Linked DNA regions of Mus musculus: region 2 is linked to region 1. Evidence: chromatin loops called from intact Hi-C (ENCODE). Cell type or tissue: left cerebral cortex. All regions are shown on one strand. Each heading gives the region's core, and the rest is flanking DNA. Links, peaks and the distances in the headings are about the cores only.

Evidence for each region. Peaks named below come from ENCODE experiments on the same cell type or tissue, not always from the same donor. Only the 100,000 strongest peaks of a DNase experiment are listed, where the experiment ranks them.
Region 2: a loop joins it to region 1, with 3 times the contacts of the local background. A loop is called at or near these places in 2 of 42 quality-filtered maps.

The regions. Positions count from the first base shown.
Region 1 is chr3:144,394,161-144,403,535 of GRCm38, reverse strand. No RefSeq gene overlaps it. Among named protein-coding and RNA genes, the nearest start is that of Gm34434, 17 kb to the right of the region's middle. In left cerebral cortex, for the core only: CTCF peaks have their summits at 3,592 (motif pointing right) and 5,164; DNase peaks (open chromatin) are centred at 3,611 and 6,699; H3K4me3 peaks cover 462 bases.
Region 2 is chr3:143,503,366-143,512,740 of GRCm38, reverse strand. No RefSeq gene overlaps it. Among named protein-coding and RNA genes, the nearest start is that of Gm33604, 12 kb to the right of the region's middle. In left cerebral cortex, for the core only: a CTCF peak has its summit at 4,272 (motif pointing left); DNase peaks (open chromatin) are centred at 3,009, 3,330, 3,917 and 4,260; H3K27ac peaks cover 933 bases.

The DNA.
Region 1 (9,375 bases), core at 573-8,572:
GGAAGAGGGAAGGGGAAAGGGAAAGGGAAGGGAAGGGAAGGGAAGGGAAGGGAAAGGGAAAGGGAAAGGGAAGGGGAAGGGGAAGGGGAAGGGGAAGGGGAAGGGGAAGGGGAAGGGGAAGGGGAAGGGGAAGGGGAAGGGGAAGGGGAAGGGGAAGGGGAAGGGGAAGGGGAAGGGGAAGAAGGGGAAGAAGGGGAAGAAGGGGAAGAAGGGGAAGAAGGGGAAGAAGGGGAAGAAGGGGAAGAAGGGGGGGAAGGGGAAGGGGAAAGGGAAGGGGAAGGGGAAGGGGAAAGGGAAGGGGAAGGGGAAGAAGGGGAAGGGGAAGGGGAAGAAGGGGAAGGGGAAGGGGAAGGGGAAAGGGAAGGGGAAGGGGAAGAAGGGGAAGGGGAAGGGGAAGAAGGGGAAGGGGAAGGGGAAGAAGGGGAAGGGGAAGGGGAAGAAGGGGAAGGGGAAGGGGAAGAAGGGGAGGGGAAGGAAGGGAAGGAAGGAAGGAAGGGAAGGGAAGGGAAGGGAAGGGAAGGGAAGGGAAGGGAAGGGAAGGGAAGGAAGGAAGGAAGGAGAGAGGGAAGGCAGGCAGGCAGGAAGGAAGAGGGTGGTGTGAGTTGTCTGAGATGTGAACAGCCCTTGCTCCAGTGCTAACTTCCCCCCTCCTCCCGTCCTCTGGCCTCTACGTTCAGTAGGAATACAGGACTAGTTCTGCTACGTGTCTTTTATGGCACTCAAAAATGAACTTCAAAACTGGGTATGGTGGCTCATGACCTAGTACCTGGGAGGCAGAGGCAGAAAAATCAGAAGTTGGAAATCAGCCTTGTATATATAATGAATTTGAGGCCAGCCTGGGCTACATATAACCCCATTTTCGATTTTTTTTTTTTTTTTTTTTTTTTGGAAGTGAAGGATGGCCATTTAACGCTTTGGCTGTGGACAGCCCCTTCAGGACTCTGCATTTCTGAGCTGGCTTCTCTTGGGGCTGTGCCTAGCAGGAAGCTGACTTCCATGACATCAGCAGACAGGAGGGTAAAGAACTTTCCACCTGCCCCAGGAAGCAAATATCCCCCCTCCCCTGCCCCCCATTACTGTTAACTGGTCCCTAGTTGTGCCCACGGGAGTCCTCATGGAGAATGGCATTTGTTTGGAGCTTTCCTATATTGAAGGCGGTGCTTGTGGCAGATTGGTGACAGCGTGTCCGTGTGTGACATCACATAAATGAGTTGTAAGAACCCTGTAAAGATAAGAGCGGTGGTAGAAAGGATGAAGAGGGCCATTTCCTTTCTAGTATCTGCCGTGAATCACAACCCAAAAGGAAGACAGAAAACAGGCTGGGGTGTAGGGGTGAGGATCAGAGCCGCGGCAGAGGTGGGGCTCAGAACCAGGCAACATTGTTGCCAGAGGCTGGGTAGAGTGGGAAATTGGAGGCAGTAGAGCCCCCCTAAAGGGTGGGGTTGGTTGGGGGGCTAGCCTTGGCTGGTATCTAGTTTCGTAACTGATTACACACACTGTGTAAATCTGTCAGCACCGGCACCCACTCAGTTTGCCAGACCTAATTAATAACTACTGTCAGCCCAGAACCAGCTTGAAGCTTAGAGGAGCAATGAGCTCCTACCCGCCCCCAATAAAGGGATGACCTCAACCCTGGAGGACTCTGTCCAGGAAACTCCCCCCTTTCCTTCTCCTCATCCCCAAAGTGAAAATTAGGGCAGCGATTCCTAGTTGGAACTTCTTGAGGTAGAAGAGTCTGATCAGAGAATCTGTTCTCTCTTGTGCTTTGACGGTTCTTTCCGTAGCCGAGCTACTGGGCCTCCCAGGTTCTCCTGGAGGGTTTCAAAATAGTGGGATGGTGTCAAGCCAGGGTTTGAGTAGGTAGACTGTAACTTTTGGTTGCTACCTTACATGTGAGACATGGAAGGGCTCATCTAATTGAGGGCTAGGCAATAGGTCCAGAAGGTCTTAGACATTATTTAGCTCAGTCCACTATGGTGCTGAGTTTGGTCACATGGTGAGTTTGAGGCCTAGCAGTGCCTGGGAGCTTCTGAGCTATAGTTCATTTCCTGTCTTAGTTGGTAAGCTTTCACTTTCCCTTCCTTTACCAAAGCAAGTTGAGGAAGGATTCATTTTAAAGCGGGCTGTGTTAGAGGATCTTGGCTTCGGGGTCCCGTTTCGCATTTCCTCCATTTATTTACTGACTCGTCTGATGTCTTGGGCAGGTTAACTGTAGGGTTAGCAGGGAGGGTAGTTATAGACAAGCAAGGCCCACTTGGCTTGCCACTGTGCACACTTGGCTTGCCCCCACTTCCTTCTTTCAGAGGTGGCCGTTGCTGGACAATATGACCCTTGAAGGAAGAGATCAACTGCCTGAGATAGGAAAGTTTTATCTCTGAGGTTATTGCAAGTGTGCTCCATCTGCTTCTGTCCAGATCCGAACCGGTAGCCAGATAAACTGCTGTGTTTATCAAGGCTAAACAATCGTCAGAATGCAATTAGCCTGGGAGGCCACTGGCTCCCGATAAGCAATGCCTGCAGCTGGACCCTGCTGAGGACCCAGTCCCACTGCTGAGGACACCACACTATCGCTACCCCCTAATATACTCCGAGTCTCTTTTTTCCCTGCCCTAAATTTTAAAGGGGATTTGATGTCCTAACACATTTGTTTTGGTGTTCTTTGCCCATATTGGGAAATAAAACCCAGTAGCTTTTATAGATGGATAAATCCTTTTAAAAGGCCCTTTTGTTATCACTGTGGGGCTTGTGTGCACTAAAACAGAGTTTTAAGGGACCGATGAAACCCTATAATCACAGTTTGCTATTTCTGGAGTGGACCCCTTCCTGGTATAGACAGAGAATCACAGCCCAGAGGGCCTGGGACTTGTCAGAGGAACATGTTTGTGAACTTTGGGCAGATGTGGGTTGGAAGTTTGGTGTGGCCACCGACCTGGGCCTGACCTTGGATAAACTCCTGGAGCCGCTATTTCCTCGTCTGTTCAGGGAAACCCACAATCTGAGCCTCGCAGCATTGTTGGGAGAGAGGAACACCGTTTCCCTTGGTCAAGGTCACACAGATAACCGAGCAGGGCCAACGCCAGAACTCTAAAAGCACATCCTGGCTCCCAGGTTTCATTCTTTCCACTTCAGGGTCTTCTCTCATCTCCCATTTTCCATTCAACAAAGTGATCTTGTCCTTTGTCCCAGAGTTCAGCACACTTCATATGCTGCACCCCCTGATGGCCTGAGGCCCCATTCTGCTCAGGGACTCATGTTTATACGATGACAGCATCTATATTTTTTTGTCTGGATGAATTAATAACCGGCTTGCCATTGTATTGAGGAAAAACCAGACATCACCTCATGGTCTCAGAAAGGGAGTGTCATTTTTCCTGTACCTTCTGGCAAATGTGCTACTTAGATTTAGTGGCAGCAGAAGAGATTTTACACGGGCGTTTGCCCAGCTGGAGAGTGTCATTGGTCTGTCCACAGCCAGGAGACACCCCATTCCTACCCCAACCTGCCTCATAACATTAAAGATTGAAGTTCTGACTCTGAGGTCCTAGATCTGGCCTGAGTTTGAAGCCTTTGCCTGGGCATCCTCTGAGCCTTGGACACTAGGTGGCGCCACAGGAACATTTGAGACACGTTGTCCACTGGCTAGGACGCGCGTGGCCCTGGGAAATCCTTTGGCTTTCCACCAGCTGCCTCTACCAGATTCCTCCCTCCATCCTGTCTTAGGACCTTCATGTGCTGCACTGCTGGGCGAGGGGGAATTCGCCCTGTGGCTACGACCCAGCATTCGAAACACCAATGGGCTAAGCTCTTTTGTCCTCTGTTACCCTCCTCTCCCCGGAGTCGCTCCCTGCCCGATTATTAATTACTCATTTGCTTTGATTGGCATCAGCTAAAGGTTTGCGTGTTGAGCAAGAGGCCGTCAAAACCCCCACGGCTCCTGCGCACTGCCTGCCTGGGACTATGCTGTAGTTGGGGGGTAACAGCAGCCCGGTTGTCACTAGCTTCAGGCACTGTGTGTCCCACCCCTCCCTGATGCCCAGTACACCACTTGGAGTCGGGCTTTCTCAACTTTCTGTTCACTTCGGTTCTCTTTCCTGGGAACCGGGATTCCCTGTTACATTTCAAATCACAAGGTGGTTTCTCCGGGTCACCTGCTGTCCTCTGGCCTTCCTGTCTGCATCACCATATCCTTTGCCCCATTCAGGCAGCTATTTAGACTCCTGGGCCCACAGACTCGATCGATCCCTGCACTCTACTACAGAGCTCCTACTCTTCACTGACGGTCCTCTATCTTCCACTATTGAAACTCTAATCATATTGAGCCTATAGGTCACCATTGTGTTCCTTCAGAATACCTCCCTGCGGAGAGCTGATGGAGGACACACTGGAGTGGAGATGTCTCCCAGCCCACCCCATGCTGCCTTGTCTTTTGTACTCTTGAGAACATGACATGAATTCTGGGGCGGTTGGTACATTCCTGCCTCCTTTAAGCTGAAAGCACACAAGGGCACACTTGTCAGGATGTCGAAATGGTAGCAACTCGACTTCAGAACAGGTTTTTTTTTTCCTTCCCTAGAAATTCTTCTGGATTTATGACATCGGTGCTAGAGCAGGGCTGGGTGATGCTGTTGGCTGGGACCACAAACCCAGCGACAGAATTCCAACACGCACTTTGACTGCGAGATCAAAGGCGTGATAGGCAGAAAACGAAGGGTTGAGTTGGCAGAAGAGAAAGAGAAAAGGAAGGAAGGGTTACAAGACCAGGGATGCCATGTAGCCATCTTCTGGCCTCTGCTTCACCCTTCTGGCCAATCACATGCTTAATGTCTCCAGCATCTGTCCCCTGCCACTACCTAACCCACAGGAAGTTTGATCTATACTAAAATAACCCTAGTGGCAAATCAAAAGGACTCAGTAAACAGTACCAGTTGCTACCAAGTCTAAGACCTTGGCCCAGACTTTTACCAAACTGCAGAAAAATTGAAAGGCACGTTTTATATACCATGTTTTTAATTCGCCCCCAGGGTGGAAGAGAGGCTATCAGAGAGGATGTGGCCATGCATAGGAGATAAAACATGTGAGCATACTGGCTTCCTTATTCCCACAATGGAATTTTCTCCAGATCCTTGCCTTCTGAAATGAGACACCAGATGCAATTGCACTGTGATACCACTAGGGTGACTCTGCCTGTGGCGGCACATTCTTACCATTGCCTTGTGTGGAAATCAGTGCAACGGTGGGAGACCTGGTCAAACACCCTTCGGCTCAAACCCACATATCCCTTTACCTATAAAAGCCTCTATTGCTGAAACAGAAGAGTCTATCTACATTTCCGGTTTCTTCTGCAGGATTATCCGTGTGCTATTAGGGAATGCCTGCTTTTGATTCAAGACTTGAAATAGCAGGACTGGAATGGAGCTCAGTGCTACACTGTCAGCCTAGCAGGTGCTGGGTTTGATCTTCAGAGCTGCCAAAACGGGCGAACCTTCAAATGCTACAGGGAGCCTCGCTGGTCCACGGATGAAGCCAGTGGACTCAATTGAATTTCCACCGGGATCCTTTCCGAGACGGGCAAACCCTTCTTCAACTTGGAACTGTGAGCACTCTGTAGCTCCGAGAGCTGCCTGTCTCAGGTGGACAGAGATGGTTCTCACAGCTCATTTGGGTGCCCTATCCTCTGGTCCCTGGGCCGTTTACTAATGCTATGAATGAGGCTGTAAGTGTGAAAACCACGGATTAGTAATACCTTCCTTGAGGAAGCCTCTTTGCTTGCTAGCCAGCCTCAAGCAGTGTTATTAAGACCAGCTTGATTATTTTGAGACGGTGGCCCAATTAGAAGCTATAGACTCCTTCGACATAAGTGTTTATACATAGTGCTTCAGATAAAATACATATTTATAAGTATGCGCATGTTGTGTGTGTGTGTGTGTATGTGTGCTTAGCAACTTAATTACCTGGACTGAATTGCTAGAAGAAATATGCAGAAATGAGACCCCTTTTCTGGGGCTAGATTCAGAGCAGAGGACACGCCAGAAAGGGATGGTGCTGTTGGCTTCTCCATGACTTCACAGTGGACGTCCCAAGTGCACAGAGCACTGCCCCACTGTCAAGAGATGGCATCTTTGGCACAAGTTGATTCTGCCCTCTGCTGTGCACCCAGGATGTCCCTTTTGTATTGTGCAGTGTGGGTTGGGGAGCTCGGGGACAAGTGTCCTTGTCATAGCTCCGGAGAGACATCGACTTCAGTCTCCTGTTTCCGGGGCTGGTTGTCTATCTAGCCTTCCTAATGAGCGAATATGTTCTCTTTAAGGAAACAAACAAAGCAAAAACACCAATTCATCTGGATTTTCTTCATTTGTCTTAAATACAAACAAACAAAAGGAGGGTGGTTGTTTCTGCACCAACTATTTCCAGTGCAAGTTGCCTCATGGCTCGAGGTGCTTGGATGGTGCTTGTCACCACAGACCCACAGGGCCAGTTCCAACTGTTACTCAGTGAGACTTTTTTTCCTTCCAAAAATTCCCAACGTTCCTTTAAGGCCTATTTAGCTGCGGGTTTTGTTTATTCTCCCGGCAATCAGCATTTAAAATAAGACAAACAAGCATTTTTCCCGGGCTGTGAATCCCCGCCGGCCAGCCTCCACCTGCACACCTGAAACCAACGTGTCCAATTGAATTTCTCAGTAACCCAGAGCCTCTTCAGAGACCTGCCCCCTCCGTCGATCAGGCTGGGAGTAGGGAACTTGAGCTGCGTAAACGCAATTTTAAGAATTGCTAATGACGCTAGAAATCTGCAATGCAATTAGCGTCATTGGATTTGGCTCTCCTCCGCAGGCACAAACCTCCTTGTCGTACTGCGGTGGTAGAAGCGGCAAGCGGGCCCACGTGCTCCCCCGGCCCACCCTGGGTATGTTGGCAGCCCCTTCGCACCAAGACTGAAGCGGGAATTGGTTCCCACCCTTTCGCTGTGTAGCTGTTGACTTCTTTGTCTCTTTTCTGGGTCTTGAGGTGTGTGGAGGTGTGTGTGTGTGTGTGGGGGGGGGGTTTAGATGGAGGGTTGATTGTAACCTTCGAGATCCAGTCTTCCAAATAGAGCCACTCACTCTGTTATCTAGGAAATTGGGGTCCACTTTATGAGCCATTTTGCTCCCTAGGATTTCCGTACAACCTCAATTCCTCCTGTTCTGAACCAGTCATTTTGGCTGGGGTTCATCGTCATTTCTGTAGTTATGGGGACTCTCCTACCACCATTACCCACCATAGGCAGTCCATCCGTCCGTCTGTCTGTCTGTCTTTTTCTGTCCCCCTCTGATTTCCGTATCTTCTTCATGCTCCACAGGTGAGAAGGGTAGAAAATATCCCATGAAGAGAGACAGAAGTACAGGCAATTAGGGTGGGGTCTGAATGTGAATTATTGGATTAAAAAACAAACCTTACTTTTCCATAGGAAAATTATTTTTGCTTCCTGGAAAAATAGCAGGGGCCAAGCATGCGAATCTTGTTAGCTCCCTAAAAGGCTGCCAAATGCCACAGATGATCTTGGTGGGTCTGTTTAATTCAGCAAAAGTTTCTACTCTGGGGATCTTCTTTCAAATACTGAGGCCCAAATCAGAAGCTCGCAGAGGGGAGCTGCTCTTCCAAGATTCCAGATGTGTCTGTGAGACAACACGTTACGGGCCAAATTGATTTCACCCTTGGGAAACCGGAGATTTTTCAAAGTTATGTCTGCGAAGCCAGCTAATGCAATTCCCCATTAGTACATTAAAGTGTGCCCTTATTAATTCAAACATAAAGGCAACAAAATAAGCTGTTAAATTTAAAATATAATACATATATAATGAGGAGAATGTGTGAAAGCCTTATTCAAATGAAAATACAGGAGTGTTTGAACTACTAAGGTATCTTTTGTATTGAATTATGAGCATATGTAATAGATTTAATTATTAATTTCCCCATTGTTCTATGCATACAGACAGGGTTCAAGGCACAGTCATCTTCTGGCTTTCATAGATCTAATTTGTATAATTATTGCCTGAATAAAGAATTGCTCCAATTCCTAGCTCTCTTTCTTTCTTTCCCTCTTCTAAATACTGTTTCAATGCTGCATTCCAAAAGGCAAGCACCTGCCACTTCTTCAAAGTCAGCTGATCACTCGGGATGATGGACGGCGAGGCCGCCGATGACGTCTCCTTTCAAGTCTCTTTGTCTAAGTGAATTATCGTGCGTCCTTTTAATTTTATTGAACAAATTACATTTGTCAAGGTCTATCTTTGTAAATAAATGATAACTAGAGACACATGGATGCGTATTTCTGCCGTTCAAGGGCTCTCGTTCCATTTCTGGAAGCCAGATGAACATGGAACAAAGGAGAAACTTTCCTCTAAAAGCAATTATCTTTCTGCATTTCCCATCAGCACAATTATATTGCAGGGAATTTTAAGGAGCCGTAGAAGTAGAATTGAATGCTTAAAACTGTGTTTGCCGAATTGCTATGCAAAAGTTGAACAGGCTATGCGGGATCAGACAAAATAGTATCTCTCCCCTGGCCACATTTCCCCAAGTTCAGAGTGTGCTTCAAGGATGGAGGCAGTGTGGGGTGACCTCGGCCACGTTTAGGGGTCCTGCATTTCTTGAACAGAATTTGTAATGACATTTCTGAATCCTGAGGGCTGTTGGCAAGGTGACTGGGAACGCAGACAATAAAACCATCCACTTCCAGTTTATTTGGAAGGCTTCTGATTTGCTGATTTCGCTCTGCCCGGAAGAGAAACCTACTAGCTTATTAAGTAATCCGTGAATGGGGGTGGAGTAAGGAGAGGGCTGTTTACAAGTGGGGTGGCAGAGCTTACTCTACCTCCTAAAGCAAACCAGCAATTTGGAGAGCAACTGAGCGTGGTTTGTGTGGCTACTCTGTCAATAAGGCATATCAGCCAGGGTCATTTCTTCATTGCTGGCTTCTCCACAATTTACTGAACTGTAGCTAAGACATAAATTGTACTATCTTATCAGTGATGGCTCAGAAGTAGTATGGATGTGTGTGTGTGTGTGTGTGTGTGTGTGTGTGTGTGTGTGTGTGTGTGGTGTTTGCACGCACATGTGCACATGTGCACTTAGGTATCTTTCTTTAGGATATACATTTGGTTTTTAGTTTCATTTTTGAGACAAGGTCTCTTGCAGGCTTGGGATTTGCAAGTAGGCTAGGCCAGTGATCCCAGTGATCTTTCTCCACCTCCCCACCACTATGGCTGCTATCTTTCTTGCCAATTTTTGAATTGACATTTTGGGATGGAGGTGGGTGTGAGAGGCCACCATAGAAAACATCAGGACTGTGGCCGGTCTGGTGACATGGTCATCAAACTACTAGGCAATTGATGGAATA
Region 2 (9,375 bases), core at 643-8,642, 890 kb after region 1:
TTAGTTTTGTGGCGGTTGGTCTGGGGTGCAGCATCTGAGATCACATGCAGAGCTGCAGCAGAAAGGCCAGGGGATCCTTGGATGGGAAGAGCCATTCCCGGTGTGGCACAGTGAGATCTGGACATGCTGTCACCACTTCTCCTTGTTCTTTATGTCCATGCGAAGTGAGGGCAGTCTCCAGTTCATTGAATACCCACTCTGTTCTTCAGACCTGATGCATATTAGTAATACAGCTCTTGATATGACATATTTTCTCCTGGGGACTTGGCAGAAGTCAGTCACAATTCTCTGTGTCAATAAAAAAGGAATACATGAGTCCTTTTGGGTATGTGGTTAAGGTCTCATGCAGTGGCTGCTACAGACAGGCAGGTTAATATTTCTACTGGTCATAAATTCCATACAAAATGACGACAAATCAAAGAGGAGATCATCTGTGGTGAGTACTGACGCTGTGGACCATCATTATCAAAGCATCTGGAAGTCATTGAGTGCTATCATGGCTTAAGATATATAATTCCAAGGAAATTCCACCCGATTTCATAAGTCAAGGACTCAGGGCAATTAGACAGCAATGCAGACTCGTGACTCAATGGATCCTGAAATTCAGAGGCACTGGAAAAGTGGGCCCCAAATGCCCTGTCATCACAGTCCTACAGGACACAGACAGTTTGAGGATCTTATTCTGGGAGCACTATTATACTAAATCTGGCCCTGTGGTGCTCTGCTCCCCTTAATAAGGAGTCTTTGTTAATTGTCTCAAACCAAGACATCTACAGGAAGACTACAGAAAGATCCTTTTGTTCACAAACAACATCTTTCTTTTGTAGACACAAAGGGACTCTTGAATTTTTCAGGTTCTCACAGATAACTCTGTTCTCTGACTATATAAGGGAAAATTTCAAACACCAATGAGCAAATAGAAGTCCAGCCTTTCATGAGATGATAAGGTAAGTGGGAGGGAGCAGCATCTCTCTCTCTCTCTCTCTCTCTCTCTCTCTCTCTCTCTCTCTCTCTCTCTCTCTCTCTCTCTCTCTCCCTCCTCTTTTCTGGCTTTTGAGTTTCCCATATCAAAATGCAAACAACCCATCCCTGTGTTCTTGCAGCCAACTCTAAGTTTAGGGCTAGATTGACTCGGTTAATGGTTCAAAGATCTGTGAAGCTCGTAGGCAATGGCCCTCCTAAGCAAAGCTGGTCACAGAATAGTCCTAGCTTCACAATGCCATAGTATTTAGAGATGATTGACTTTCAAGACCAGTTACATTTAAAAGAATACTGACATTGAGCAACCCAGGATGCTAGCATCCATGGCTCTACAGCTCCACATAGGATGCAGCTGTAGAAACTGAGGCTCTATACCTGCCAGCCTTGGAACTGAGTCTCAAGGACATGAAAGGAGGAAGGTGTGGCGTGTGCAAAAAGTCTCTAGATCTCTATTGACAGAGATAGAAATATCTTCACAACAAAACAAGCAGAAAGGAAGATGGGGTTGGAGGAGAAAAGAAGTTAGGTAGGATGAAAACTTAGTTTATTCTGTGGCATTGTCACGTATCTCAAAGGTGCCATGAGTGAGAAGTTCTGGAAGGAAGCTGTATCTACGAAGGCGAATTGACTGACTAAAACCTTAGCGACTGCTGAGAGGCTGGGATGCTGCAGGTACCAAACTTAACTGCAGTTTCTTGGGGCTATCTTTAGCTTCCTAAACAGCCATTCCTTGACACCTCTGTGTCAGAGCTTATAGTCTGACAAACACAAGAATAACTGAACAAAACCCTATTCTCCACAAATGAAAGGACAAGATATACTCCTAGGAAACATCCGAGGCCTATAAGCTGAAGTTTCTCGGCCTGGCTGTAACCGGCCTGTGGTGGTTTGAATAGGAATGGCTGCCATAGACTCTTGTGTTTGTATGCTTGTCCATAAAGAGTGGCCTATTAGGGGGTGTGGCCTTGATGGAGTAGGTGTGGTCTTGTTAGCGGAAGTGTGTCACTGTGGGGGTGGGTTTTATGGTCATTTATGTTCAAGCTGTGCCCACTGTGGTATAGGCGCATAGTCCTCTGCTGCCTGCAGATTAGGATGTAGAACTCTCAGCTCCTCCAGCACAATATCTGCCTACACGCTACCATGCTTCCTGCCGTGATGATACTTAACTAAACCTCTCAAACTGTAAGCCAACCCCCATTAAGTGTCTGCTTTTATAAGAGTTGCCATGGTTCATGCTATCTCTTCACAGAAATAAAGCCCTAACTAGGACACTGCCTCTCTGATTACACCTTTGTTGTTTTGTTTTTGTTTTTTAATGCCTTGATTTTATTTTATTTTTTGTTTTTGTTTTTGATCTGGAACTTTGTTCTGTCCCAATAAAAGCACCACAAAACCTCTTCCTTGTTGGAACGGAACTTTGAGTAGCCTCAATATGCATCCCCACAGGCCATCATCACTCAGATTTGGCTCCAGAATAAATAATTTCTTATTCCCTTTGAGGTGAGAATGTCTGTGCACCAACAATGTTGATGGTGATGTTATTCACTCTCTTCCCTGTTTATTTACGAGTGAGGCCCAGCCTTGTATGAAAGACCTCTCTCGCTCGCTCAGCTATAAAAGGTCAGTGAGAACATGGATTGAGCAGTGCTACTCTCTTATGCCCCTGCATTCCTGATTCAACAGTAATACTGTAGTTTGTTGACACAAATGACTTATTTTGCTAAAACTGTTTATTTCAGTTTGGACTCTCAATTTGTAAAACACTTGGGGAATATGGCCAGAAGGGTGACTTTAAAAGACAGGAGAACATTATCAAGTGAGTTTAACATGGGCATGCAATTCAAGGTCACAACCCCCAGGCTGTCCCAGCGCTATCTCTGCTCCCTTCAGACATCCGGAACTTTTCTCTCTCTTCTTTTCCAAGGATGGCAATCCCCAGCCCCGGTCAGCTCCTTCACAGAACACAGTAACTGCCTCTTTGTTTTGCTTCAGCCTTCCTATCTTGCCCCAGGCCTCACACTCCGAACCACAGTGTGTCTGTCAAGTTAATTTTGCCCAACAAAAGGCTATTTAGGGTTTAGTAGGAAACAGAAGTAGCATTCAACTGTGAGTTTTAAGTAAGTTTCTATTTTCCCCCCCTCTTCCTGTTGGACTTTGTCATCTTACAGTTTCAAAGGCGATCTTGGGCTTTTTAGTGATTTTTTTTTTCTTTTTTGTTAACAGTGTTTCTGCTACTCTGCAGACGTTGTCAATTCCTTGCTGCAAATAGCATGTGTCTGGTTCCCTTTGTCAATGTTTGTGCAAGCCAAGAGTAGCTCTTCTGCCCACTTTGGGCACTAGGTAAATGCTGCTGAGAGCTAAGGCTCACAGAAATTCAGAGTCGACACGGAAGCGTTTCCAGGCCTCAGGTCTCCGTGTGGGAAAACAAATGAGCACAAGATCGGCTGCTGCCTTCCCATAAATGAGGGGACTCCTGGAACCCCAAGAAACCCGTTTTAATTTTTAAGCATCAGCTGCTCCACATCTCTTGCTCTAAATTTAGTGCTGTGATACTCAGTTTAAACCACCTTGTGTCCAATAATATACTTTCTGGCCTGCCCCGAGGCCCTCAGGAAGCATTTTATCTTTGATATAATTGCCAGGGTGAATCCCTAGTTATAACATACTCTATAGCATATAAAATAATTGTTGCAACTGAACCCATCTCATAAATATTAGTGATTGAAGAGACTGGTTGGGATAAATCAATGTGGGTGACACATTTAATAAACTTTGTATAAACATTGTTTGCAACAGCTATAAATAAAAATTGTCTTGGGGAATTTTACATATTGCACATCTCTCTATCCACAGAGAGGGCACTGGCTTGATTCTGCTGCAGGAATTGGCAAGCAAAGGGTTTTAAAAGCTGCCCAGATGAAGCAGCTGTGCCAAGACAGGGTAGGTGAGTACTGAGACCGGCACTCTCTTTTGACACTCTGTCTTTTGCCATGTGAACCAGGCTAGGTCCCATCTCTTTCTCTCTCTCTCTCCCTCTCTCTCTCTCTCTCTCTCTCTCTCTCCCACTCCCTCTCTCCTTTTTAAGAGAAAAGCCACACCATAAATAAAGCATGATAGAGTTGGCATTTTACATTCACACAGATTTTGGCATAAATAAATAAAAGAGATTTTGTTCAAATTCTGTCATCTTTATATGCCATTTTAAAATTATCTTTCCCTACTGGTTGATCATATTCAGTTATACTGTATGAGTCCTGCTGGCTCCCTCCAGTGGCTGACTGAGTTTTATGAAAGACAGGGGTATCTCTCAAGGCTAGGAGGCCTAGTGGTTCGACATAGAATCACTTACTGAGGAGAAAATAAGGTCAAATCTCTTCAGGAATTGAGCCTCACTTTTAACATGCCTCACCATTTAGGGGAAAATTTGATGTGTGTCTTGATTTGAATTAAGCAGCTTAGTCATAGTCTTTGATTCAAATTGGTCCATTCCACTGTCCCCATTTTATGGATGCAAAGCAAACCGCTTGGAGGCAGTAGAATAAGGGAGGATGCTGGGATGCCATGTGGTGCCTCGCATCTGACCCCTGTCTGGAATACTTCCACGATCGTCTCTCAGCCTGCAGCAGACCATTCCACGGTCTCTGACTTATTGTTCTTATACTCCAAAGGATGGCAAATCCTGGAATTACTTAGGCTCCCTTTCTAAAGAGGTCACACATAATACATTGTGTTTTCAACTTTAATCTTAACGAAATGCCACATACTCACTTAAAAATCCAGGTACGGGCTCTGTATCTTCCATTGTTTGAAATTTACAACCTTCACATTTATTTTTATTAGTAATATTTTAGTCCCTCAATATATTTCTCTGACATTAATGGAAAAAACATGGTATCTTCGGGCAGCAAAAGAATCTTTCTAAATTCCCATTGAGTTTAATCAAAGGCTCTGAGATTTAATGGCTAGAGTTCTGGCTATGTATTTCCGGTGTACTGGGTTCAAATTCCATTACATTGGGCTCTAATTAAAATTCATCTGAACTATTTTTTCATTGTGTAATTGTTTTTTAATTCTTAATGGCTCACATTAACCTCTCTTTTACCCAAGGGGGGAAAATAAGGAATTGAAATAAAAAGAACAGTTGAATTAGAGGCTGATACGATGCTTTTTAAGAAAATACCCTGAGAATTGGGTCTGCCATGCAAATGATCAAGAGGAGACTTAATTAGGGCTCAACTGCTCAGTTCATAGTTCTTGGGTTTTTATAAAAGCTAAAAGCAAAGCTAAATCGTGTGTAATTTGCCATTATTTTCCCAGATATCTCTTGCTGAAACGTTATTTTTTTCACTTTTTCTTTCTTTCTTTTTTTTTTTCCCCCTCTGATCCTGAGAGTGTGGTATCAGGCCTTGTATATACGGCTTGCCACTTGCCTGCTGTCAGAGAGAGAAGTGACAACACTTGTCACTACCAATCTCTTCATGTCTGGTCTCATCTGAGCGACACACACAGCCTGATTTCCAGGTGTTTGTTGAAATCCCGAGTTATGTAACATGTCGTCTCTGGCTCAGAATTGAAAATGGCAGTGACACAAGGGAAATGCATTTTTAACTTTCCCGGAAGTAAGTGTGTGTGTGAATGTATATGTGTGTGTGTGTGTGTGTGTGTGTGTGTGTGTGTGTGTATGCATTCGGAGCACCAGGTTAACCCATTCTGGATTACTTAAGGACAATTTTGGGATTGAACCCTGAGCCATCACAAACTTGCGGTGGAGTCTAACAGAAAGAGGTGGCCAAGCAGCACTGATGAACTTTTTTTTTTAAACAACCTTTTAAAAAGCAAGGCAACATGACTGCAGAGTTTGAGGAGGGAAGCAGTTGTAAAATGACCCTGTGAGAAAATAAGCAGAAAGCCTTGTCTCCTGTCTGTGCTTGCTGGTTTACAGAGCAAGGGAAGGCATCTGTTGCCACCCAACTGAACTGTGACATACCAGGTTTAAGCACCATGGATCTCTGACAAGAGTAGACTAAAAGCTTGCTCTTTACACACATAGGTGCACACACACAATCTTGGTCTCTTCCTGCAATTCTTTATACATTTTATGGTTTACCAATTTAGGATGGAGGTCATGCCTGTAATGTTGTTGCTAGACATAGGCCTGTTCTCTACAAGTAACCCATTGACTCTGCTTACATTTATTTTCTTTCAGTGTGTGTGATGAATATATGTATACATATTCCTTACTGTGTACATGTGTATGCTGTATGTGCATGTGTGCATGTGTACGGGCAACACACATACACACACACACACACACACACACACAGAAGCAGAAGTTGATATGTAGTTTCTTCCCCAGTCTCTCTGCACCTCATTATTTGAAGCAGGATCCCTTACTGAACCTACCACTCACTGAGTTGTTAGACTAGATGGACAACCAGCTTCAGGGGTCTTCTTACTTCTACCCTCCCCATCACTGGGGTCATTGGTGTGTGTCATCTGTACCCATGTTTTTATGTCTGTGTGGAGGACCAAATTCAGATCCTTGTGCCCACATGTTAACCATGCCCTAAGTGAGCCACATCCCTAAGTTCTACATCTTTTTCTAATACAACTTATTTTCTTAGTACAGCATAGAATGTCTTTTGCTTCCTTTAGTATCTAATCACTGACCCTTGTCATGAAGCACAGCTTCTCCCACTCTAGAGTGATTCTCAGACCACAATAGTCAGAATTTGTCTAAAAATCAAACAAGTAATGAATCAGGGATTTCTGGTAGTGCTCACCTGTGGGGGGTCATGAAAGTCCACCGCAGCCTTGCTTGCACATGCACTGTACCATGTGGTACACTCTGCACTGTTTATGTTGCTATGCCACAGACTGGTTACGAAGCATATTGGTTCACACCAAAGACTATTGTATGTTACAAATTATAATTATTTAACTGTACATGGCTCTTATAGAAACATAATGACTTAATTACAGAAAACAAAGACAGTATTTTTCTCCCATAATTCCTCAGCACTCAAATGATAAGTTAGTTCATATTTTGATTGTATAGTGTTGGGGCTTTTGACTCTTAAAAATTATCAATTTCCAGGGATTGGCTGCATACCTTTAATCCCAGCATTTGTGAATCAGGGACACATGGGTTGCTATGAGTTCTAGCCCAGCCTAATCTATGCAGTGAACTTCAGGTCCGCCAGGGCTACAACAGTGAGGTCATGTCAAAAATTACTGATTGAGATGTCATCTTACGTTTTATTAAAACAAATTATTATTGAATTTTGGTTTAGATTATGACAGGATTTTCAATGGTCTAATATGACCATTTTGTAATAATACATATTTATGCCAAGTGATGGTCTCATCACTGAAGATCATAAAATCAAAATATCAATCTACTCTGAAATGTGTTGAAGGAACTCTGTGCCCACAAATATTAACTATTATGCCAAGATTTAACTCTTTATCCAAAAAAAAAAAAAACCAAAAAAAAAACCAAAAAAAAAAAAAAAACAAGCACATCCAACTCACTAGTGTGAAATTTCATTCTACTTTTAACAAATGATAAGATTAAATGTATACTGAAAGATGGCCTAGTCAGCCATCACTGGAAAGAGAGGCCCATTGGACACTCAAACTTTATATGCCCCAGTACAGGGGAACGCCAGGGCCAAAAAAATGAGAATGGGTGGGTAGGGAAGTGGGGGGGAGGGTATGGGGGACTTTTGGGATAGCATTGGAAATGTCATTGAGAAAAATACGTAATAAATAAAAAAATGTATACTGAATAGAGTTATAAATCAAATTTATGACCAGTGACTCTGTAATTTGTATATAGTTTACATACCTAAAAAGAGATTACACGATTACACACACAAACACACACACACACACACACACACACACACACATCCTAAGGGATCATGAGTGGGAAAACTTTAAAATATCCGTACTCCAAAATGTTGCTCTAACTAAGTTTCCCACCCTGAGTTTCTGCCATTTTGAATGATCTCAGTAGCATAAAAGGTGACCAGCGATGTGTTCGCCATACCACCCGACTATTGTTACCTGCAGGTACTATAGTTATTTAACAAATGAACGATGGTCCTCAAACATCCATTTTCTGCCAACATCTAGAGTTAAGTACAGAAATTAGGCTAGTGTCGGATTGAAAGAGGTCGCCTCCATCTTCATATTCCTAACAACCACCTTTACGTGAAAAATTTACAGTCCCTGCCCTCTTAGTGAACCTAGGAGTTCACTCGATCATATTTGACTCACAATCACATAAGTCAAAACAATCAAATTGGCAAATCAAACAAGATCTTCAGTAACAAATCGCTGGCTGTAACATTAGCCTTGCACATAATGTTCCTTTACATTGATTTTGGTTTAGAGAAAATGCCATTACTGTTTTAGGACAGATATTACCACATGTAGAACTAGTGTGGAAAAAGCTATCAGCCACACCAGCCTATATCTAAGCCTTAATGAGTTCCAGGTCATTTTACACACCCAACTTTGTATGTGCTTGTTTGGTCTCCTTTCCTCTCACACTTTGTGTAGATGCAGAACAGGGAGTGGAGAGATTGTTAAATTCTGCGTTTATATCTTAGTGCAGTTCAGACCCTGGGATACGGAAGTAGAGAGGGATGTATTTGAACTCAATCCCTGTGATTGTCAATTTTACTGTATTTCTTTTCTTTTGTTTTTTCTTTTCTTTTCCTTTCTTTTCTATTCGTTTATTTTATTTTATTTACATTTCAAATGTTATACCCTTTCCCGGTTTCCCTCCTGCAAGCCCCCTATCATATCCCCCTTTACCCTGCTTCTATGAGGGTGCTCCCCCACCCAACTTCCCACTACTACCTCACTGCCCTAGCATTCCTCTACACTGGGGTATCGAGCCCTCACAGGACCAAGGGCCTCCCTTCCCATTGATGCCAGATAAGGCCCCTTCAGCTCCTGCAGTCTTTTCCATAACTCCTCCACTGGGGACCTTAAGCTCAGTTCGATGGTTGGCTGTTAGCCTTCCCATTTGTATTGGTCAGGATCTGGCAGAGCTTCTCAGGATACAGCTGTATCAGGCTCCTGTTAGCAAGCACTTCTTGGTGTCCACAATAGCATCTGGATTTGGTGTCTGCATGTGGGATGGATCCCCAGGTGGGGCACTCACTGGATGGCCTTTCCTTCAGTCTCTGCTCCACTCTTTGTCCCTGTATTTCCTTTAGTCAGGAGCAATTCTGGGTTAAAATTTTGGACATGGGTGGGTGGCCCCATCTCTCAACCAAGGGGCCATGCCTAAACTATGGATATGGTCTGGAAAGGTTCTCCCTCCCCTTTGTGGGGTATATCAGCTAATGTCATCCCCATGGGGTCCTGGGAGGCTCT